2 separate regions of the Mus musculus genome follow, and region 2 is linked to region 1. Evidence: chromatin loops called from intact Hi-C (ENCODE). Cell type or tissue: heart. All regions are shown on one strand. Links, peaks and the distances in the headings refer to the core of each region. The heading gives the core; the rest is flanking DNA.

Evidence for each region. Hi-C counts contacts between places; a loop is a spot of excess contacts. Peaks named below come from ENCODE experiments on the same cell type or tissue, not always from the same donor. Only the 100,000 strongest peaks of a DNase experiment are listed, where the experiment ranks them.
Region 2: a loop joins it to region 1, with 2.1 times the contacts of the local background. A loop is called at or near these places in 2 of 42 quality-filtered maps.

The regions. Positions count from the first base shown.
Region 1 is chr12:32,785,038-32,793,147 of GRCm38, reverse strand. No RefSeq gene overlaps it. Among named protein-coding and RNA genes, the nearest start is that of Nampt, 31 kb to the left of the region's middle. In heart, for the core only: no CTCF peak of the experiment used is centred there; a DNase peak (open chromatin) is centred at 3,857; H3K27me3 peaks cover 293 bases.
Region 2 is chr12:32,733,961-32,741,096 of GRCm38, reverse strand. The region is part of intron 1 of Gm40376 (predicted gene, 40376); the gene reads right to left. Among named protein-coding and RNA genes, the nearest start is that of Gm40376, 13 kb to the right of the region's middle. In heart, for the core only: no CTCF peak of the experiment used is centred there; no DNase peak of the experiment used is centred there.

The sequences.
Region 1 (8,110 bases), core at 1,758-6,757:
GCCAGGAGCTGTTAACTGCCAAAGTTCCTGGCTGTAGCTGCTGCTGCCTCTCGTGCCTTCTATGAAACACCCGGTCTTCTCTTGGAGTCAGGTAACTCATGCTGGTAGGATCTGCAGATCTAGTGTGGTTCCCCACAGCCTTTGTTCTTTTGACTAGTTAGAAGTTTGTACTTTTTTAAAGAGGCAACTCTGATCCATATTTACGACTTACATATTTTTCCTGGAAATTTTCTTTCATAAATGTTCAATACTTATATATGGCAAGAAATGATCGAGAACTTCAGTTTGGTTTGTTTTCTCTAAATATCTTCCATTCTATTGAGAAAGCCAACCCTCCGCAGCATCCGAAGGGAAGTCTTCTGATGTCTGTGTGTTCAACTTTGTACACTCAGCAGCGAGATCCTGCCAAGTGTGCCTGGAAGACTCACATCAAAATTCAGCAAGGAGTCCCTGCCCTGCCCCTCCTTGTCCTCCTCTAGGGATCCATAACAGAGGGAACCTTCTATACCAAGAGCCAGAAATATCAGGACAAATCCCTTTATTTTGCAGCCTACGGAACAGAGACAGCCTGGTTACAGTGATTTTTTTTCCAAATTTTATGTATGTATTGAATAATGTGGTGAGGTATTGGTCCAGGTCAGACAACAATGATTGATACCGTGCGTCTGTATGTGTCTCTTACATTGCTGTATAGCTGATGGGAGGCCTGATTAGTAAGTTTAAAATAGATGGCTATAAAGTAGGAGGGGCAGACTTTGTTTGCAGTTATGTGTGTAGAGCATCAGCTGATAGAATCATCTCCTGTATCTCTGAGCCTAATTCCTCTGAGAGACAGAGGAATTAGGTCACAGCAGTAGATGGTAGGTGTTGAATGAACCAGTCTTGTGGTATAAAGCAATCAGCTGCATTTGGTGCCTTCAGTCTGGTGATGGAAGTAATTTCTATTTATAAGAAAAAATATTTATAGAGAGCTTGAGAGTTGATGATAGCCTGTCAATGCAAACGCTATTGGAATTAAGTTTAATATGAGACTATCTCCAAAATTCCTTGCTAGAAAGGTAACAAAGTCCTTTTTAAAAAGATTTATTAGAACTAAGATATTTATTTTATTTAATCACGTGTACAAGTGTTTGCCTATATATGTGCACATGAGTGCAGATGTCTGCAGAGGCCAGATGCACTGGATTCCCTGGAGCCGGAGTTACAGAGAGCTGTGAGTCACCCAGCATAGGTGTTGGGAATCAACCTGAGTCCTTTACAAGAGTAGATGGCACCTTTATGGCCCTGAATCTATATTATTTACATCTGTGTGCTTGTATGAGTTTATATGTACCACATGTGTGCAGGAGACTGACAGGCCAGAAGAGGGCATTAGAATGGTACTTACAGGAGGTTGTGAGAAGATTCTCTTGGGACTGTAGTTACAGAAGACTGTGAAACTCCATGTGGGGATGCTGAGCACCCAAACCCAGTCCTGTGTGAGGGCAGTAGGTGTTTTAAGCCACCGAGTCATCTCTCCAACTCCTCATTTTCTTATATTGATTCTTTTTTCTTGGTCATTGAATGGCTAAGGCAGACTATTTAAAACCTATGACTTTTAATTTCTCATATTGCTTTCTGTAAACAGTTAAATTTCTTAATTCATTTAAATAATTACTTATATATTGGAAATAGCTTCCTGAATACACTCCCAAGGGAGCATGGGCTGGGTAGTCACTATAGTAACACCTCCTTTACTTACATCTTTATAGACCTAATGCTCTCACATGACTGTGGCTGGGTCTGGAAAATTATTGCATTTCCCAATGGGGTCAGGTTGTGACCTCAGATAGATAAATGTTTTGTCTGAGGGTGGAGCGTGGCAGGTCTTCAGAGGTCATCACTGGAAATTAGGGACAAGTTAGCTACATATTCCTCCTTTTTCTTTATAATTTGTTAAGACTCATTGCCTGCCCACAGATCCTTAGCTCTTTACTTTATGATTTCTACTTTCTGTTTTGAAACAGGGTCTTGCTACATAGGTCACACTGGCCTTGAACTCAATAGCCTCGAAATCCCTTACATGAAATGCTATAGTGTTTGCATATAGCCTACCTACACCTTCTGAAATATCTTGAATCATCTTGTAATTACTTATAATACCTAAAATGCAAATACTATATAAATAGTTCTCATGAAATGTCTTGTATATATTCAGGCAGACACAATCTTTTCCTCAATATTTCTGATTCATACTTGGTTGGGTCTATGGATGTAGAACCCATAGGTATAAAAGCTGCTTGTAGTCAGTTCAAATACACATCCTACCAGACATCCTGCATTTTCCTTTGCAGGAAACTTGCAAGGTGCATATTAAAGGAAGGCCATTATAGTAGTCATGTCTCATTATTTACTTCTGTCACCTGACTGCTCAGAAAACATTTACAGTCACCTCTTAGTCGAATAAAATCCAACGGTTTTATCCTAGCATTAGATGCCTAGCTGGCATTCATACTTCAAATTGTCCTATCAAAAATAACAGTCCTTCCCTCTCCTCCTACATATCACCCATACTTCAGACAAATTGAATCACTCACTATTGTGCTTACCTACACCAGGATATGTGAAACTATCCCCCTACTCATTGCCACCAGGGATGTGCTTCCCTGCTCTGAGATCTGTTATAAGTGCTACGCTGTGATTGGTACAAAAGAAAAAAAAAACCTTTCCTTGACTATGTAAGCATACAATTCAGCTTACTTGATGAACAGGGCTGGGAAATACTCTCATGCTCCCCTCCCCTGGTGTTATGAAATTAGACCCAATAGCTATAGGGTCTCAATAGGTACAAATGTTAGAGTTCTTATATAGGTGTAGGTACAGGGTGGGGTATTTGGCTACATAAGTGTTATGGCTCCTTTTAAAAAATGTTTTAGCTCTCTCTTGTGAGACTATGCCGGGGCCTAGCAAACACAGAAGTGGATGATCACAGTCAGCTATTGGATGGGTCACACGGCCCCTAATGGAGGAGCTAGAGAAATTACCCAAGGAGCTATAGGGAACTGCAACCCTATAGGTGGAACAACAATATGAACTAACCAGTACCCCGGAGCTCTTGTCTTTAGCTGCATATGTATCAAAAGATGGCCTAGTCGGCCATCACTGCAAAGAGAGGCCCATTGGACACGCAAACTTTATATGCCCCAGTACAGGGGAACGCCAGGGCCAAAAAGGGGGGGTGGGTGGGTAGAGGATTGGGGGGGTGGGTATGGGGGACCTTTGGGATAGCATTGAAAATGTAAATGAGGAAAATACCTAATTAAAAAAATGTTATGTTAAAAAAAATGTATCAACTGAATGTCCAGATCAAAAAAAAAAAAAAAAAAAAAAAAAAAAAAAAAAAAAAAAGAAAATGTAACGCTATGCAGCTCTGCCAGGGGGTGTGCATCTGTTCTCACTTGGTGTGGATGGTAGGAGCTCTGTACGCTGCCTACTGGGCTCAGTCTAAAGTCATAGAACTGGGCGTGATATTGAAACAAGATATGTAAATAAAAAGTGCAAAGGCTTTCAAGTACCCTCTTAAAAATGTTTTTATTAGTGTAGATTAAAGTATATATACATATATGGGTTCCACTGGGGTATTTTCATGTATGCATATAATTCACTTTTCAAAAAAATCATAGCTACCCCCCATTACCCCCTCTTGTCTCCTTCCCACTTCTGTGGATCCCTTTCCTTTCCAAACCAGTCCCTAAAGACCTTCTCTTGAGTGGTCTTCCCTGGCCTACGTTTAGTAGAGCAGGCTGAGGTGATAACATGAAGAAAGTAGCAGGTCCAGCAGAGACAGCCAAGTAGCAGCTGCAGAGTTGGTGTTGACAGGAAGATAGTGGCAGAGAGAAACCAACCAACTGCTTTAATGGCAGCAAAGGAGGTGAAGGGGGAGAATCACGGGAACCACGGGCTGCTTGAATAGTTTCAGGGCTGAAGCCATGGAAACTGTATGACTTTGGCAACCAGCAGGTCAACAAGGCAGAGCTATGGAAATAGCTAGTGGCCTTGATACTTGGTAAAGGTGGTCAGTAGGCAAAGCTTCAAAGGCTCTATGGTGTCAGGCTGCATGGATAGCTGATGGAGAGGTGGAGCTGCAAGACGGTCAGTGGACAGCAGGAGCCTCGACAGCAGTGAGAAGCATGGCAGTGGTGCTAGTTGTGATGGCAACTGCAGCAAGCTGTAATAGCAGACGCTGCCAAAGGCTGAGGAAGCCTGGGTACCTAAGCCTCGAAGCTGTATTTCCAGTTATTATCAAGGGCTGAGGATCCTCCACCTAGATCTACATAGGAGTTATTACATTTGTAGAGCTAAAGATGCTTATATACAGAGCTAAGCAAGAGCTGTCATGCTTGGAGGGCTAAGAGTTTTAGCAGCCAAGACCTGTACTAGACCTGTAACACTAGACAGGTCACCTGCTGCTGCCCCCAACCTGTCTGCTGCCTCTACTTGCTGTTATCAAATGCAGAGGGAAATGAAAGCTGTTAGCACTGAAGAGCTCTTCCCTGCCTCTCACTGTTTCTAACCAGGTGGAGTAAAAGGAGCCCAGCCAGTGGATTGGTAGCATGGCACAGGGCTTGGATGGGATTTGATACATGGGTTATAACTGGCCAACCTTGCCTGCCATATTCCTAGCTATATAAGGACATGTGACTGTCTCAAAACAAAATCATCAAGAAGTTTTTAAAAAAATCCTTAAAGCGATGAGGGAATCTATCAACCCAGATTCTATGTGAAGAGAAGATGTCCTTTAAGGATGAAGAAAACTAAAGATGTTTCAGGTGAAAAAGACTGAAAGTATTCCTCACTCTGGAGACAAGGGGTACTAGACAATGGTCATAGCCTCATAAAAGAATAAATAACATTTTAAAAAGCCAGTACAAATGAATATTTTTCTTTGATATCACCTCTTAATTCTTTTATGTGAATAATGACTCTAAACTAATAGTAATACTTGTATGACATAACAAAGGCAGACGGAGTACACACATAATAATGATGGAAATAATGGGGTGGTAATGTTCATAACAGATGGCTTCAGGTTTCTGTATTTTATGTGAGTGACACAATATTAAATGTATGCATGCAGACTGAAAAACTAAGGATTTATAATGCATCCATAGAGCAATGACTAAAATATAATGCAAAGAAATACTGTCAGTTTTGGCAATATGGATTAACATAGTCCTACTTTATCCTCTTCTTTTAAACAACTGAAAGTCAAGAACAGGAATATCAGGTTCATATCAAGGGTCAAGTATAAAGGGCATGGCAATGAATGAGGTAAGCTGTACACTTGCCCAAGCTTACTACTGCCTAGAGAGTTTTCAGGCAGACCCCTACTGCCTGTCTGAATTGAGGACTCAAAGCTGAGAGAGTTGAGAGAATGAAGAGTCTGGGACTTTCAAGACAGGTATCATGAAGGAAAGAGCCGTACAGGAGAGAACTCTGCTCACAACAAAGCTTTGTAGAGTCTTTAATTGAGCACCAGCAAGTACACATGGTGGAGGGAATTTTAAAAAGATGGGCAAAGTACTAGCGAGACAACCACAGGACTCAATGTATACAGCTCATAATCGGCCTGAAAAAAAAAAAAAAAACCTCTCTTCCTAACAGCCAGAGTGGAAAGCTCCGTTACTTTTGGAGAACAGTATAATATATTCAGGAGATACTTGTCTCAGTAGTCATGGGTAAAACATCATCCTAGGCTAAAAACTACACTGGTTTTACCTAAGAAAGCTTACAAGCAATCAATAAGGATTAAACTGTCACTAAGAACTCAACTATGCTAAGGGCAAAATAGTACTTTCAGGAATGTAAACAAGACAGTTGACAAGATGTGGCCTATAATAAACTATTACCAGGAGAATTCACTTTCTGTTGTGGCTTAATTATGCTAGTATGGACTGGGTGGTTTTTTTCTTTAAAACTTGTATATTGAAATCCTAACCTCAGTGTCATGGTGTTTGGAAGTAGAACTGTAATACTTCATCATTGGTATGAAAAATACCTGATTAAAGCAACCTAAGGAATTGTTTTGTTTTGTTTTGTTTTGGCTCACAGTTTGAAGCTATAACCCACAATGACAAAGAAGTCATGGTGTCTTAGTGGCAGGACCATGAGGCAGCTGGTCATACTGTATCTACAGAGAAACAAAAGCTGCTGCTTTCTCCTTGTTATTCAGCACAGGACCTCAGTTTACGGAATAGTGCCACCTGCATGTTGGGTGGTTCTTCTCACCTCAATTAGCCCAGTCTAGAAAGAGCCACCCAGACACTCACAGAGATGTAGTAGCTCCTGGGTGATTCTGGATCCTGTCCAGTTGACAATATTAAGCATCATAGGAATCTTTGGTAGGTAATTGGATTGCGAAAATATTTAATACCTGTATAAAAGGGACCCCAGAACTCTGTCATTCCCATTCCACTGTGTGCAAATATAATTGGAAATTGTGAGAAGATAGCATCACAAAATCTTACCCATGAAGACTTTCTGATCTTAGGGGAAAGATCAGTTTGTGTAGCTTATGACCCACCCAAATCCCTGATACTTTGTTACAGAAGCCCAAACTGTCTAAGATAGTGGCTTAAAGGAATAGGTATTATCATTCCATAGTTCTGTAGGCCAAAGTCCAAACAAGGGTGAGTTTTCTTTCCTTCTAAGGATCTTACAGGGTAGATATAAGATCAAGGTGTTAGTTGGGGTTGTGATCCCATATGATCTTTAGGGTCCTTTAGAAGGTCATGTGATTTTTGGTGTTAGTTGGGGTTGTGGTCCCATATGATCTTTAGGGTCCTTTAGAAGGTCATGTGATTTTTGGAAGGACTCAGTTCCTTGTCTTTTTTGAGACATTCAGAAACAGATTCCTCTGACTTCCCTGTCCACACCAACTAACCTCCAAAGTTCAAAAGATCACATGACTACATCCTCTCACCAAGGGTAATTTCCTCTCTTGAGTAATTCAATTAATATGGGACTCTAATTTCATTTTCCCTACAGACACCTAATGGATTATAATTATGAAAATGGTAGCCTCTTATCAAGGCCAGGGAATTATAAAGGAACATAAGTCATTTAGGGCTGTTTCAACCACACCCCTGGCATAGTGGCATATACCTTTAACCTCAACACTTGTGAGGAAGGCACAGGTGGATCTCTATGTGTTCATAGTGGGTATCTGGCTGGCCAGAGATACACAGGTTTTCCTTCTTTCCTTCCTTCCTTCCTTCCTTCCTTCCTTCCTTCCTTCCTTCCTTCTCTCTCTCTCTCTCTCTCTCTCTCTCTCTCTCTCTCTCTCTCTCTCTCTTTCCCCTCAGCCAAAGTAGACACATAAAATAGAAAAAGAAGCCTTCTGTTTTGGGAGAACAATGAAAACTATAACTGGATAGGAAGCAACCTATAATGACAGAGGGATATTAAAACCATCACTTTGCCTGTCTAGTATGAGAGTAAGGAACTAGAGGAAAGTCTCACAGGTTTGATACAGACGAGCAGACCACAAAGACACACAAATGTGGCTAAAGAGAGGTAATGTCAATCAATGTACAAGATAAGTGGCCTGGTAGGATTAAAAACAGATGAACTACTACAGAAGAAGAGGGTAGTTTGAAGATACTTATCTAAATTATCCAAATAAAACAAAGAGACCAAACAATAAGCAGTGGCACACATCCTGGCGGGATGGAAAAACAGATTTGAAGCTCCAAATTATCTAAGTATACAGGATACAAGAGTATTTAAGGAAATGAGTTTTTGTATTTTCAATTTTTGATAAAAATCAAATAAACCCATAGATGCAGGATACTCCATGGTTGTCGGTCAGAAATAAGAATAAACCTGCATCAACGAACTTCAAAAAAAATCAAACTTCTAAATCTAGTGATAAAGAGAAAAAATAAAAGCATCCAGATCAAAAGTTTACAGAAGAAAGACATCAGACTTCTTACTGGAGATAATGCAAAAGAGAAGATGGCAGGGACATATTTTTAAAGTATCAAAAGAAAATACCACAATAAGTTAAATTTCTGTTTTGCAAAATAAATTTGATACTGCAGACAAAGTCAAGACTTTTTCAGATACACAG
Region 2 (7,136 bases), core at 889-5,888, 51 kb after region 1:
CCCCTACACAAGGGCATTGAACAATCTCAGGCCCAAGGGCCTCTCCTCCCACTGATGTACAACAAGGCCATCCCCTGTGACATATGAGGACAGAGCCATGGGTCCCTCCATGTGTACTCTTTGTTTGGTGATCCAGTCCCTGGGAGCTCCAGGGGGTCTGGCCAGTTTACACTGTTGCTCCCTTCATGGGGCTGTAAACCCCTCAGCTCCTTCAGTCCTTTCTCCAACTCCTCCATCGGGGACCCTACTCCCAGTCCAACGGTTGGCTGCAAGCATCTGCCTCTGTATTTGTCAGGCTATGGAAGAGCCTTTCAGGAGACAGCCATATTAGGCTTCTGTCAGAAAGCACTTCCCTGCATCCACAATAGTATCTAGGTTTGGTATATAGTATATAGGTTTGGTATATAGGATGGATCCCCAGGTGGGAAAGTCTCTGGATGGTTTTTCTCTCGGTCTCTGTTCCATATGTTGTCTTCGTATTTCCTCTTGTGAGTATTTTGTTCCCCCTCATAAGAAGCACTGAAGCATCTACAGTTTGGTCTTCCTTCTTCTGCATTACATATGGTCTGTGAGTTGAATCTTGGGTATTCCAAGCTTATTGCCTTATATCCACTTATCAGTGAGTGTGTTCTTTTGTGATTGGGCTACCTCACTCAGAGTGATATTTTCTAGTTCTCTCCATTTGCCTTTGAATTTCATGAATTCATTGTTTTTAATAGCTGAGTAGTACTCCATTGTGTAAATGTACCACAGTTTCTGTATCCATTCCTCTGTTGAGGGACATCTGGGTTCTTTCCAGCTCCTGGCTATTATAAATAAGGCTGCTATGAACATAGTGGAGCATGTGTCCTTATTACATGTTGGAACATCTTCTGGGTATATGCCCAGGAGTGCTATTGCTGGGTTCTCAGGTAGTACTATGTCCAATTTTCTGAGGAACCACCAGACTGATATCTAGAGTGGTTGTACCAGCTTGCCATCCCACCAGCAATGGAGGAATGTTTCTCTTTCTCAACATCCTCGCCAGCATCTGCTGTCACCTGAGTTTTTTATCTTAGCCATTCTGACTGGTGTGAGGTAGAATCTCAGGGTTGTCTTGATTTGCATTTCCCTGATGACTAAAGATGTTAAACATTACTTTATGTGCTTCTCGGCCACTCAAATTTTCTCAGTTGAGAATTCTCTGTTTAGCTCTGTAGCCCATTTTTTAATAGGGTTACTTGGTTCTTCTTAAGTTCTTTGTATACTGGATATTAGCCCTCATCAGATGTAGAATTGGTAAAGATCTTTTCCCAATCTGTTGGTGGCCTTTTTGTCTTATTGACAGCGTCCTTTGCCTTATAGAAGGAAGCTTTGAAATTTTATGAGGTCCCATTTGTTAATTCTTGATCTTATAGTACAAGCCATTGGTGTACTGTTCAGGAAACTTTCCCCTGTGCCCATGTGCTCAAGGCTCTTCCTCACTTTCTTTTCTATTAGTTTCAGTGTATCAGTTTTATGTGGAGGTCCTTGATCCACATGGACTTGAGCTTTGTACCGGGAGATAAGAATGGATCAATTTGCATTCTTCTACATGCTAACTGCCAGTTGAACCAGCATCATTTGTCGAAAATGCTGTCTTTGCCCCCCCCCCCCCCCACTGGATGGTTTTATCTCCTTTGTCAAAAATCAAGTGACCATAAGTGTGTGGGTTCATTTCTAGGTCTTCAATTTTATTCCATCAATGTACCTGCCTGTCATTGTACCAATACCATGCCAGTTTTATCACTATTGTTCTGTAGTACATCTTGAGGTCAGGGATGGTGATTCCCCCAGAAGTTCTTTTATTGTTGAGAATAGTTTTCGCTATCCTTGTTTTTTTGTTATTTTTAAATGAATTTGAGAATTGCTCTTTCTAAGTCATTGAAAAATTGAGTTGGAATTTTGATGGGAAATGCATTGAATCTATAGATTGCTTTCATCACGATGGCCATTTTTACTGTATTAATCCTGCCAATCAAGAGCATGGGAGATCTTTCCATTTTCTGAGGTCTTCTTTGATTTCTTTCTTCAGAGACTTGAAGTTCTTATCATACAAATTTTTCACTTGCTTGGTTAGAGTCACACCAAGATATTTTATATTGTTTGGGACGATTGTGAAGGGTGTCATTTCCCTAATTTCTTTTTCAGTCTATTTATCCTTTGAGTAGAGGAAGGCTACTGATTTGTTTGAGTTAATTTTATATCCAGCTACTTTGCTGAAGTTGTTTATCAGCTGTCGGAGTTCTCTGGTGGAGTTTTGGGGATCACTTATATATACTATCATCTGTAAATAGTGATATTTTGACTTCTTCCTTTCCAATTTATATTCATTTGACCTCCTTTTTTGTCTAATTGCTCTAGCTAGAACTTCAAGTACTAAATTGAATAGGTAGAGAAAAAGTGGGCAGCCTTGTATAGTCTCTGACTTTTGTGGGATTGCTTCAAGTTTCTCCCCATTTAGTTTGATGTTGGCTACTGGTTTGCTGTATATTGCTTTTATTATGTTTAGGTATGGGCCTTGAATTCCTGAACTTTCCAAGTTTTAACATGAAGCTATGCTGTATTTTCTCAAATGCATTTGCAGCATCTAGTGAAACGATTATGCAGTTTTTTTAATGTAGTGTACATAGATGGATTTCTGTATATTGAACCATCCCTGCATCTCTGGATGAAGTCTACTTGATTTTGGTGAATGATCATTTCTATGTGTTCTTGTATTTGGTTTGCGAGAATTTTGAGTATTTTTGCATTGATATTCATAAGGGAAATTGGTCTGAAAGTTCTCTTTCTTTCTTGTGTCATTATGTGGTTTTGGTATCAGCCTAACTATGACTTCATAGAACAAATTTGGTAGTGTTCCTTCTTTTTCTATTTTGTGAAATAATTTGAAGAATATTGATTAATCTTGGTAGATTTTTTCTTTGATGAGTATGGAAGTGTCCTTCCTCATCCTTTTTGATAACTTTACGTTGAAAGTTGATTTTATTCGATATTAGAATGGCTTCTCCATCTTGTTTCTTGGAACCATTTGCTTGGAAATTTGTTTTCCAGCCCTTTACTGTGAGTCTTTCTTTGACACTGACATGTGTTTCCTGTATGCAACAATATGCTGGGCCCTGTTATGTATCCAGACTATTTGCCTATGTCTTTTTATTGGGAAGTTGAGTCCATTGATGTTAAGAGATATTAAGGAATAGTGATTGTTGCTTCCTGTTATTTGTGATGTTATTATTATGTTTGTGTGGCTATCTTCTTTTGTGTTTGTTGAAAGAAGATTACTTTCTTGCATTTTCTAGGGTATAGTTTCCCTCTTTGTGTTGGCGTTTTCCATATTATTCTTTGTAGGCCTGGATTTGTGGAAAGATATTGTGTAAATTTGTTTTTGTCATGAAATATCTTGCTTTCTCCATCTATGGTAACTAAGAGTTTTGCTAGGTAGAGTACCATGCCTGGGCTGGCATTTAGGGTCTGTAGACTCAGACTCTTAGGGTCTGTATGAGATCTGCCCAGGATCTTCTAGCTTTCATAGTCTCTGGTGAGAAGTCTGGTGTGATTCTGATAGGTTTGCCTTTATATTTTACTTGACCCTTTTTCCTTATTACTTTTGATATTCTTTCTTTGTTTTGTGCATTTGGTATTTTGGCTATTATGTGATGGGAGGGATTTATTTGTTTTCTGGTTTAACCTATTTGCAATTCCATAGGCTTCTTGTATGTTTATGGGCATCACCTTCTTTAGGTTAGGGAAGTTTTCTTCTATAATTTTGTTGAAGATATTTACTAGCCCTCTAAGTTGGGAATCTTCTCTCTCTTCTATACATATTATCCTTTGGTTTGGTCTTCTCATTGTGTCCTGGATTTCCTGGATGTTTTAGGTTAGGAGCTTTTTGCATTTTGCATTTTCTTTGACTGTTGTGTCAATGTTTTCTATGGTATCGTTTTCACCTGAGATTCTTTCTTCTATCTCTTATATTCTGTTGGTGATGCTTGCATCTATGACTCTTGATCTCTTTCCTAGGTTTTCTATCTCCAGGGTTGTCTCCCTTTATGATTTCTTTATGGTTTTCTTTCCATTTTTAGATCCTGGATGGTTTTGTTCAATTCCATCACCTGCTTGATAGAGTTTTCCTGTAATTCTTTAAGGAATTTTTGTGTTTCTTCTTTAAGGGCTTCTACCTGTTTACCTGTGTTCTCCTGTATTTCTCTAAGGGAGTTATTTGTGACATTCTTAAAGTTCTCTATAATCATTATGAACTGTAATTTTAAATCAGAGTCTTGCTTTTCTGGTGTGTTGGGGTATCCAGGGCTTGCTATTGTGGCAGAACTGGGTTCTGATGATGCCAAGTAGCCTTCGTTTCTGTTGCTTATATGTCCTTGCCTTTGCCTCTTCCCATCTGGTTATCTCTGGTGTTAGCTGGTCTTACTCCCTCTGACTGGTCTTGCTGTCTCTGACTATAGCTTGTCCCTCCTGTGCTGACAGGTGTGTTGGCACTCCTTGGAAAACAGCTCTCTACTGGTGGTTTTTAAGTATGGAGAGCTTTGGTACAGGATCAGTTCTGGGCATCATGGCACGGGATCAGCTCCCAGCACAGACAGACACTGGAAGGATCCTGTATCCAAGAATACTTATGCTAATCATAGCAGATCTGGACCAGAAGACACAGGTTTGAGAGTTGAAACCGTAAATGACACAAGACCAGACCAGAGAACATGCAGAGCAGTGTTGTCTGTGTGAATTGGGATGATGAGGATTCCTGAGTCGCTATGGTGATGATCCTGGGGGCATAACAAGATTGTTGCTGCTGTTCTGAAGAGGTTATTGGTGATGAGGTTGTTCAGTGATAGTGGAAAGGGAGAAAACTGGGTCAGCAAAGTCCCATAACACCCTTGGCCCTAGAGCAGTGGTTCTCAATCTGTGGATCACAACCCCTTTGGAGGTAGAATTATCTTTTAACAGGGGTCATTTATCAGATATCCCACATATCAAACATTTCTGTTATGGTTCACAAGAGTTGCACTATTAGGAGGTGTGGCCCAGTTGGAGTAGATGTGGCCTTGTCGGAGTAGGCGTGTCACTTTGGAGGTGGGTTTTGAGAAACTTTCCTTCTAGCTGTCTGGAAGCCCTAGAGCAGTGGTTTTCAACCTGTGAGTCATGACCCCTTTGGAGGTAGAACAATCCTTTCACAGGGGTCACATATCAGATATCCCATATATTAAACGTTTGCATTATGGTTTACAACAGTAGCAAATTTACAGTTATGAAATGACAATGAAAATTTAATGGTTGGAGGTCACCACCACGTGAGGAATGGTAAAGGATCATGGCATGAGGAAGGTGCAATCACTGCTCTAGAGATCCTTCTCCAACATGTGAGCTATAGGCAAATATGTTACCATGTTTCCTACCTTGAGAAACATTTTGTTTTTCTAAAAACATTCAGAAGATACACAGGTCCATGGCTAGTGTAGTATGTATTCATTAAGACTTAAATAATGAATAAGGCAATGTATCTTTCCCCATAACACACTGATGATTCTTCATTGTTTCCAGGAACTGCCACTTCCTGATCTGTTCCAGGACCGTGCCCTTTTTGTCTGATTTCACACCCCCCTCTGTGAGAGGTAGTGTGACTGCTATTACCCACAAAGCTGTGCTGTGTTTATTGGGAACCTACTTAGACTGAAGCAATATGATCCACTGGGCTCTATTTACCATGAACACAATATCAGTTACATCACAGAATTGCACCATGCCTGACTCCCAGTGGTTCTCGCTATGCTTCACTGAGTCTCAGCAAACAATCTTAATCTTAAGGTGAAGAAAAAATGACTTCTTTTCTGGTCATGTTAAATGTACTGTTCACAATTTTGTAACATAACTTTAGAAAAATATGTCTTGTACAAATTCTCCTGAATTCTAGGCCATAGACACTACATTCCAAGAATGTGATCTTTTTCAGTGTTGGCAACACTCTGCCCTTCCATATGAGACCAGTGAAACACAAGTCAGTGAGCCATGGGCAAAGCAACCTAAGAAGTTCCATGAACCAATGCAGGGAATCACTACCTTCTGTATATTTCAGAGAGACTGGCCCATTGTCTTAGTTAGTGTTTTACTGCTGTGAACAGAAACCATGACCAAGGCAAGTCTTATAAAAAAACAACATTTAATTGGGGCTGGCGTTTAAGTTCAGAGGTTCAGTCCATTATGATCAAGGTGGGAGCATGGCAGCATCCAGGCTGTCATGGCGCAGGCAGAGTTGAGAGTTCTATGTCTTCATCCAAAGGCTGCTAGTGGAAGACTGATTTCCAGGCAACTGGGGTGAGAGTCTTAAGCCCACACCCATCGTGACACACCTATTCCAACCAGGTCACACCTATTCCATCAAGGCCACACCTCCAGATGGTGCCACTCCCTGGTCCAAGAATATACAAATCATCACATTCCACTCCCTGGCCCTAATAGATGTGTTAAAAAAACATGAGTCTATGGGGACCATACTTAAACATAGCATAATGCAAATGCATTTAGTCCAACTTTCAAAGTCCTTATAATCTATAGCAGTCTCAACAATTTTAAAGTCCAAAGTTCAAGGTCTCTTTTGAAATTCATCCAACTAATTAACTGTAATCGCCAAAGCAAGGCAGGAAAACAGCTGGGCAAACTCCAAACTCTCAATCTCCATGGCTGATGTCAAAGCAGTCTTCAGATCTCCACTCCTTTTTCATCTTTGTTGACTACAACAAACTGCTTTCTCCTGGGCTGGTTCCACTCTCTGTTAGCAGCTTTCCTCAGCATGTATCCCATGGCTCTGAGTCTCCAAGGCAATTTCAATGTTACAGCTTCTTACTTCAGTGTCTGGGATCCCACTTGATCTTTTGGGCTTCTCCTAAGGACTGGCATTGCTTCTCCAGCTCTGCCCTCTGTAGCACTCTAAGCTCAGGTTGATCCACTCCCCTACGGCTGCTGTTCTTGGTGATCATTCCATGGTACTGACATCTCGAATACACTGGGGTGTTCCACTCCAACTAGGCTTCACCAATAGCCTCTCATAGGCTCTCTTCATGGTGCCAAGCCTCAAATCCTTTGCATGACCCCTTCAGTCCTGGGCCATC